Linked DNA regions of Homo sapiens: region 2 is linked to region 1. The links are chromatin loops, found by intact Hi-C in ENCODE. Cell type or tissue: PC-3. All regions are shown on one strand. Each heading gives the region's core, and the rest is flanking DNA. Links, peaks and the distances in the headings are about the cores only. Region 1 has its middle 110 kb from the start of LINC03083. Region 2 overlaps LINC01727 (long intergenic non-protein coding RNA 1727).

What was found. Hi-C counts contacts between places; a loop is a spot of excess contacts. Peaks named below come from ENCODE experiments on the same cell type or tissue, not always from the same donor. Only the 100,000 strongest peaks of a DNase experiment are listed, where the experiment ranks them.
Region 2: it touches region 1 in a loop (11-fold over the local background); 16 of 110 quality-filtered maps call a loop at or near these places.

Annotation. Positions count from the first base shown.
Region 1 is chr20:20,858,156-20,862,550 of GRCh38, reverse strand. No RefSeq gene overlaps it. Among named protein-coding and RNA genes, the nearest start is that of LINC03083, 110 kb to the left of the region's middle. In PC-3, for the core only: a CTCF peak has its summit at 2,163 (motif pointing left); a DNase peak (open chromatin) is centred at 2,190; H3K27me3 peaks cover 628 bases.
Region 2 is chr20:21,613,233-21,617,627 of GRCh38, reverse strand. It overlaps LINC01727 (long intergenic non-protein coding RNA 1727), which reads right to left. Exons shown (of 4, transcript NR_109880.1): 3 at 2,101-2,245; 4 at 1,906-1,966. All of the region lies in intron 3 of LINC01726 (long intergenic non-protein coding RNA 1726), which reads left to right. Among named protein-coding and RNA genes, the nearest start is that of LINC01727, 45 kb to the right of the region's middle. In PC-3, for the core only: CTCF peaks have their summits at 1,685 and 1,886 (motif pointing right); a DNase peak (open chromatin) is centred at 1,897; H3K27me3 peaks cover 1,528 bases.

The sequences.
Region 1 (4,395 bases), core at 167-4,166:
ATGGGAAGAAACTTTGGGAAGGGATGGATGTCTATGGCCTTGATGGTAGTGATGATTTCACTGGTGTCTGCTTCTCCCCAAACTCATCAAGTTGTACACATTAATTACACACAGCTTTATACAAGTCAATCATACCTCGATAATGTGGTTTCAAAAATATTTTTGTGCGTTAGATTTCCAGTTTATTTTCTGCATGGAAGAATGTATACAGGTCTCTCTCTCTCTGGGTGTGGGTCCAATCATTTACAAGTTCTTTTGTTATCTTCTAAAGATTTCAAATTCACAAACCTTACACAAAGGGACTGTGTGTGGCCACCACGGTTGAATGAAACTTGCCCAGTTATTACAGCCAGGGTTCTGGAGTTCTGAGAGAACTAGGCAAGTGGCTTCCCACACAGAATGATGTCTTACTGAAACTCATTTCTATTGAGTCATTTAAAGGTACAATCTGGCCAGGCATGGTGGCTCACACCTGTAATCCCAGCACTTCAGGAGGACAAGGCGGATGGACCACTTCAAGCCAGGAGTTTGAGACCAGTCTGGCCAACATGGCAAAACCCTCTCTCTACTAAAAATGCAAAAATTAGCCTGGCGTGGTGGTGCACACCTGTAATCCCAGCTGCTCAGGAGGCTGAGGCAGGAGAATCACTTCAATCTGGGAGGCAGAGTTTGCAGTGAGTGGAGATCGCACCACTGTACTCCAGCCTGGGCTATAGAGAGAGACTTCATCTAAAAAAAAAAAAAAGTACAATCTTAAAATTCTTAGGACTAGAGGCCAAAAGATGGTGTCTTTTTTTTTTAGTGCTTCTTTTCACTCCTCAATATATTTCTATGCCAAAGACTAAGAATATTTGCCCAAATTTTGCCAGCTCCATCTCTTCCCTCCTCTTCAAGAACTCTCTCTAGAGGAAGTGAGCTAAGTTCTCCAGAGCTTTCTTTCACGGGATATGGAGAAAACACATAACATCAACCACCTTTGGTGCAGGAAGAAAACTAATTAGATGGGCAATGCTGTAAGCCATATCTATTTGTTTTAGATTTTCTTCAGTCTAAAAGAGTTGAGCCTGAAATGGATAAATGTGTCATTTCCCTTGAATGTGAGTGAGTATTAGAGACTCATTCTCCTAGACCCATTGAGTACTCTGTAATTCAAGGGCTTTTTCTTTATTCCTCCAATAAAAATGTCTTGAGGTTTTCTGGAAGTGGAGACCGAAAACACATGAGGGCTTCCTCTCACTGGTTTTGACTCTGATTTTTCAAAGAAGTTGGGTGCACCAGAGATAGAGATGTGGACAAAGTGGTCAGACACACACATCGTTCACTCCGTAATGCACACTAACACACTCATAGTGATTCCGTGAGCTCTTATTTTCTGCATTTGAACATTTCTTTCTTGCTGTATTATGCTTCTACGCCTCTGTTATTAGATGCACCTGCTCATACAAGTTTGCTATCATTTATCTCACTTACAGTAACATCGAGCACACCATTAGTGTTGCTTAGAATTACCCCAGCTCCAATGAAGATGCCTTAATAGTTTTGAAGGAACGCCACCCAAATTACAGTGTGTGGGTGAGAGAGTTCACCAGTCTATAAATGTGAAGATCTTCAAGCATTGTGCTACATTCTCTTTTATTCATTTTCTCTGAAGCAGGTTAAACCTCTTGAATTAAGATCTATGCTCAGATGCCAATGGAAATGGAGTGTGTTCAGAAACTGATGTTTACTTGAATGTGTTTATTGCTTAAGTGTCATTTCTGCCTTCATCCCTTTCATTGTCTTTTTGAGCTTTGAGAAAGGAATCCAGTATTTCCAGTTTTTTCTTTATCATTTCTCCCAAATATGTGCTATTTGAGTTGTTATGGCTGAGAGCTATAATAACTTTCTTTTTTTTAATTGCCCTACTAAATTTTAAAAATAATAGTTAAGGAAGCTTTAGTTGATTTCAATTAAGAGATGCTATGTAATGCAATTAAGAAATGCTGTATAAATTGCCTTCCATTCCAACAGTGAAAAGAATTCATGTTGCTTTTTAGGATTCTACATGCCTCTTTAAGTCCATGTACAGCCTAACGCCACAGTCATTCCCTTCCTAATTTCTATCTTGCAGAGGCAGGAGAGAATCATGGCCAATGGCAGTATTGCAAGCATTGCTGTGCTTGTGCGCCCCCTGCTGGCTTAGTTTTTGCTAACAGCTGTTGAGGGGCTAGATCCCAGAGGAAACGGGTACTTACTTTGGTTGAAATCAGCAGAAAAGAATGACGATGACTAACTTGTCTTCTACTGTCTAAGCTTTCAGGAGCTTAGACCGTCGCCCAAATGGGCAAGAGTGCATATTTTTAGCAATGTCTTGCTTTTCTCATGACTGTCCCAGGAAGTTAGTTCCTTATGCTTTTAAAGCACCTGTCAACAGCACTGTCTTAACCTTTATCGTAGAAAACGGATGCTCCAGGCAGGACCCTTGGGCATGAGGAAGGGGTGTGTGTGTGTGTGTTTGTGTGTGTGTGTGTGTGTGTGCGATTTTGTCCCGTTGTCCCATTTCCATCAAGTCCTCCATTTTTAAAAATATAAGCAACTGACATTTTCTCAGCCTTCTAAGAGGTGAAATAGACATGTGGCTTCAAGGTCCCCACCTCACTACCAGCCGCTTCCAACCCAACAACGGTTTCTACATAGAAACTCTGGGCCACCCACCCGGCTTACAGTGTGCTGAAACGTATCTGTTTAACTGTCCACTGTTACATAATGGAAATGTTACCAAATGGTGATTCTGAAATTTTCCTGTGCCTCCAAAACATAGCTTATTTTCCATTCTCTGACAACCAGCCAATCCCCTAGGCATTACCATCCCCCTGTAGGTAGCCAGCTGAAGCCCAAGCTGTGTTCATCTCTGGATTGCAACATCCCTGAACACGACTGACGAGTGATGGGGCTGACCTCCCAGGCACATGTTAGAATGGATAGTGTAAATCAACGCTTCTTTGGGACCAAGATCTCAGACTGTCACAATAGGAAAACAGAGAGAATCTCCTTGGATTGGTGCAGAGCAAACATGGCTGTGGTTCTTGGCCAGCGCAGGCTGCCCTGAAGCAGTAGTGCCCTGTACACTGGCGGGATGTGGTGCTCTTCCCCATCTCTGCCACAGCCAGACCCAGTCCATGCTACACTGTCTCTCCTGTGCCCTCACAGCAGCCTCCCAGCACTTCTTCCCATTTCCATTTGTCCTTCTTACAATCCGCTCTTCCACCCTGAGTCAGAGTATTCTCCCAAATCCCAAACTGATCCAGCTTGCCCTTTGGATTAAAACTTTTCAGGGATGGACACAGTGGCTCACGCCTGTAATCCCAGCATTTTGGGAGGCCAAGGTGGGAGAATCACTTGAGGTCAGGAGTTTGAGACTAGCCTGGCCAACATGGTGAAACCCAATCTCTACTAAAAATACAAAAATTAGCTGGGCATGGTGGCGTGTGCCTATAATCCCAGCTACTCAGGAGGCTGAGGCAGGAGAATTGCTTGAATCTGGGAGGTGGAGGTTGCAGTGAGCTGAGATTGTGCCACTGCACTCCAGCCTGGGCAACAGAGCAAGACTTCATCTCAAAAAAAAACAAACAACAACAACAAAACTTTTCAAAGATTTTCTGTTGCTTGTTGAAAAACAACTAAAATCCTCAGCTTAGCTTACCAGGCCAGTGGGACCTCTCATCTATCCTTCCAATCAACCTTAGGTCTGAAGAGCCTCCTCTGTTTGCATTGTGAATTTTGTGTGTGCATCCAACATTGAACTTTAAGCTCTATAAGGACAGAGCAGGAGCCAGTCATTGTATCCATGGTGCCTAGTGCAGAGCCTGGTATACAGTGGGTTATCCATGGTTCTGACTATTTGCTGAATCAATATGTGAATAACTTGGGTGGCAGCATGGAGAGTTTCAGCAGCAGTGAGAGGCAGTGCCAATAAAGAGGAATACTAGTCCCTTTAGGGCTAACAGGAAAGAGCTCCTTGGTGACAGTAGCTTGCCTCCCTACTCACACTGCTGCATCAGCAGCAAAATAATCAACCACAGACATCTCCAAGTGGAGCCAGAAGATGACAGGCACCATGCTTTAACTGGGAGATCTCGTTGGTGAGCAGAGCTGAGATGCCTCCCGCTCAGGTGCTGAGAAATGTTGGGAGGACCAGAGTTCCAGAAAGTTCCCTGCCCAGGGATAGAGCTCAAAGAAATATGTTTTCTTTTCTCATTATCACTTGTTAAGGTTTTAGGAGTAGGCATATAAAATTAGCAAGCAACAGGTATATTTCTGGTAATAGAACACAGAAAGAGAAGTAGAACATAGGAGAGAATAGAAGAACATAGAAGGGAAGTTCAAAGAATGAACAAAAAAGATTCAATGAGTTTT
Region 2 (4,395 bases), core at 278-4,277, 750 kb before region 1:
CTTTCAGTACAGTATTCCATACATTACATGTGATATCTAACACTTTATTATAAAATAGGCTTTGTGTTGGATAATTTTTTCCAACCGTAGGCTAATGTAAGTGTTCTGAGCACATTTAATGTAGGCAAAATTGTTATAATATTCAGCAGATTTAGTGTATTAAATGCATTTTTACTTACATTTTTTCAACTTATTATGGGTTTATGGGATGTAATCTCATTTTAAGTCAAGAAGTGTGTTTATTCAATGACTTGATATAGATTCTGTATTAGAAAACTGTATTTTAGCAATGTATTTTAGCAATTCCCAAGTGTACCAATTATATTATGCTTAGGTAAGGGTGTGTCTTTGTTCTTAAGAGACACACACCAAAGCATTTAGGCATCAAGTGTTATGATGTCTATAGATAATTCCAAAGTGTGATAAAAACTAATAGAGAGCAGATGTGGCAAAAGGTTAACACCGGGTGGATCTACATTTGGTGAAGCACTTACAAGCACACATTGCACTTGTTCGTACAATTTTTTTCAAAGGCTGTTTTTTTTTTCCTAAAGAAAAATAAAGGAGAGAAAAAACTGATGAGGAAGCCTAGTATTGACAAGGTCGTGGGGCACTGGAAATTCTCCTGCGCAGCTGTTGGGAGTGTGAGCTGGCACATGCTGCCTGGAGGGAAGTCGGGCACATAGTAAAGCATAAATCGAGCATACACTTTGACCCACAAACTCCACAGCCCACCGCTTTCAGGTTAACTTAGAGAGAACTCACTAACGTGCAAAGATGTATATGCCCTAAAGTTTCACTGCAATCTTATTTTTTATACCAGAAAAGTAGGAAATGGCTTAATGTCCATCACTGGAAAACTGGTAAGTAAATTATGTTCATTTCTAGCCTACTAGTCAAGATCCTGGGCTCTGAGGTCAGATACCCTGGCAGTGCTGATCAATTTTCTTGTGCCACAGCCTGTTCATCTGCTTAATGGGCATAATACAAACTCCCGTTCTGTAGAGTCATTATGAGATTATGCAAGACCATGTATGTGCCTGGCATATAGCAGGTATGAAATCAGTATTATATACCATTAGCTTTATGTAATTGATAAAAAACGATGAGGCCTACCTTTATTTATGGACCTGGAAAGACGCTTCTGTCATAGTGTTGAATGAAAAAGTAGGTTATGGGATAGAGGAGTACAAGGTCTGATTGCACTTGTGTAAAAGTACATTTTTAATTCCCGTTTGAATATATTCGTAGCAAGATGTCTGGAAGATTGGCCACCTAAGCGTTAATAATGGGTCCCTAAGGTGAGGACGCTTCCAGTCTTTTATTTCCTTCTTTGTACATTTCTATATCCTTCCTTTTTTTCTTTTTTTCTTACAACACATGTAACAGTTTTACAATCAGATTCTATTTAATTGTAAAAATATTAATAAATCAGATCCATGGATCTTGCCTGCTCAGACCTGACTTTGTCTGAAGGGTTGACCAGATGCCCTGCTGATTGAGACCCCAGAGGCTACTTGCCTACCTTTGGTACAAGTCACTGTCCCTTCTCTCAGCCTGAGTGTTCTCTCTGCCAGGCACGCCGGAGGCATTTACGTGTTCAGCTCTTTGTTCTCTCCATGGGATTATGTTTTCCCCACATTTCTACCTCATTTTCACGCAGCCTGCAGCGTGTGTGTGAAGCATGTGTTTGGCTCAAGGGATGACAACACACCTGCAGAGGATTCACTGAAGCCTACCTTGGGGGGCACTCAGCTCTTTTCTGGGTGTTTTCTAAGGGCATCCACACTGTCCGGCAGAAATCCAGTTTGCAGCACCGTTTCCTCCCCAAGCCTGGTTTTCTGCAGCCTGGTCCCTCACCAAGGTGCCAGGATTGAGCTGACCACGAGATGGCAGTCTTTCCTTGCATCAGGCTGGCCGAAGCCTGCATCCCCAGACCTGTGTGCTTCTGAATCCAGCTTCTGTGCTGCCCGAAGCAATTTCAGCAAAGAGATTATTGACTAAAGAGACCTTCACTAAAGAAGAAAACAGTAGGATTAAATATTCGGAAACAGAAGAACTCGAAGAAGAAAATACAATTTCCCAACGTCACATGCTCACCCATCCTTCTCCTCTTCAACAAAAGTCACAACAGTTGTGTGTCCATTTGCAGTCTGGGGTAGAATTAGAATTGCCAAGCATCCCAGTGAGGTCTGAATCCACATTCCTTTATTTCTTTGTGCCACTCAAAGCCAGATATTGATGTCTGAAAACAAGATACATAAGCTTCATTATTTAAGTGTCTCTTCCTTAAACAAGACCGCTTTAATACTTAACAAGGTAGGGAAGCTACATAATTTAAAATCTATGCGACAAGAAATAAGAAATTATTTGTAGCGGGCTCCACTTTTACACCCACCAACAAAGAAAGACATTCACAATTTTTTGCCTTCCCAGGGCCCCAAAATACAACACAGGCCTGTTCTCCTGCTCCGGGCAGAAGCCGCAGCTGAAACTGTTCTTTATCAGCTTTTCTTTCTCAATATTTACCAACCAATAAATCTTTTTTCCCCTAAGACAACTGACATTCGAATCCTGTTCATGTGGAGGCTTGTTATCCAAATAATATTAAATAAACTGCTTCATTTTCTACTGAAAAAGTATGAAGATGGTTTTTGTTTTCTTTGCTGGTCAATATTGCAGAAGAGAGGGGCTGCTCTCATCCATGGGAAGGACAGCTGCCTGCCTGCAATGAGCACATCTCAATCTCCGAGCCTCCTGCAGAGGTGCCTCCTCTCTGTCCTGTCCTGGAGCCATGAAAGCTCATCTTCAGGCTCCCACAGTCCCTGCTCTGTGGCACCAGCAGGGTCGAGCCTGTCTGTACCATTGTCACGGTCATAACTGAGGACCCCATAGAATGTTGCCGGAGCTGCAGGAGTATTTTGCCCATTTTCCAAAGTGGAATAAGTCAGTCTTTTGAGAAAAATTACAATTCTGTTGTTCCACAAGCCAATTCCAGCTTCCTTTTTTTTTTAGACAAGGTCTCACTCCATCGCCCAGACTGGAGTGCAGTTGCGTGGTCATGTCTCACTATAGTCCCACGTGATCTTCCCACCTCAGCCTCTCAGGTAGCTTGGGATTACAGGTGCACACCTCCACACCCAGCTAATTTTTTATATTTTTGGTAGAGATGGAGTTTCACCATGTTGCCCAGGCTGGTCTTGAACTCCCGGGCTCAAGCAATCCTCCTGCCTCAACCTCTCGAAGTGCTGGGATTCCAAGCATAAGCCAGGGCGCCCAGCTCAGCTCCCGCTCTTTCCTCTGTCAGAGGAGTGTGTAGTGCCAATGGTCACAGAGCTGGCCAGAGGGGTCAGGAGGGAGGACGTCTGGGCTAGCTCTTCTGCTAACTTCCTGGGAGGATCAGCAATGAGACTTGCGTCTCTGGGCCTCAGTTTCTCCATTCATACAAGGAAATGTTGGACCTGACTTTCTTTTAAACCTTCCCATGTTGCTACTTATCAAGGATCTGAAATAAAGGAGGAGGCTTTGGAGCTGGCTTGGTCTTAGTGGAAATTAAACATCTGAGTCCCTAAAGAAACTTCTAGGGAAGAAAAAAAAGCTTTTGAAGATTAATAGTAGCAGATAATATTTACTTGGAGATGTCTCTGTCCTAGGTACCATTCTAAATTTTGGTCATATGATTTAATTTAACTCCCATAACACCCCCATATTTTTGTACCCACTTGACACTCAAGGGAGCTGAAGCACTGAGGGGTGCCTGACTTCCCCAGGGATCGCATCGCTTGGAAAGATTGGAAAAATGGGAAGCCAGGTGGCTTGGCTCCAGGGTTCATTCTCTTAACTTCCTAACCCCACAGCTGGCAGCAAGCCCAGGAAACCTCTGAGGGCTGCCGCAGCCAGGGTGGGTTGTGGGGTGGAGCTGGAGCTAGAGGCTCTGGCAGTTGGAGTCATGGGCCCTGGCCTTGAGCACTGCTCTGTGAGTGCTCTTGTCTCTTTCTCTCGTCTTTATTTGGCCTTTACTCAGATAGACGTTGCCGGGGTGATAGTCATGCTCATCAGTATACCCAGATTTCTGACATGATTTTATTACTACATAAATAAGACATGAGTAATGTTTCCTCATTAAAAAAAAAACTCCAAGAATTACAAGTAAGACTAAAAATCCCCTTTGAGCACCACTGCTCTCGGTTTCCTCCTCTCCTACTACAGGAGATATTGTCATCGTTTTGGATGTTGCACTACAAATTATTTTCTATGAGGTATGTACCCTTAGAAAACCTGTGGTCACGCTTTGTAGTTTATGAGGTTCTGTTTCCTTCAGCAATGCTATCGTGCTGCGTGTATTATTTGGAAATCGCTTTCCTCGGTCAACAGTGCATCTTGAGACACTTCCAT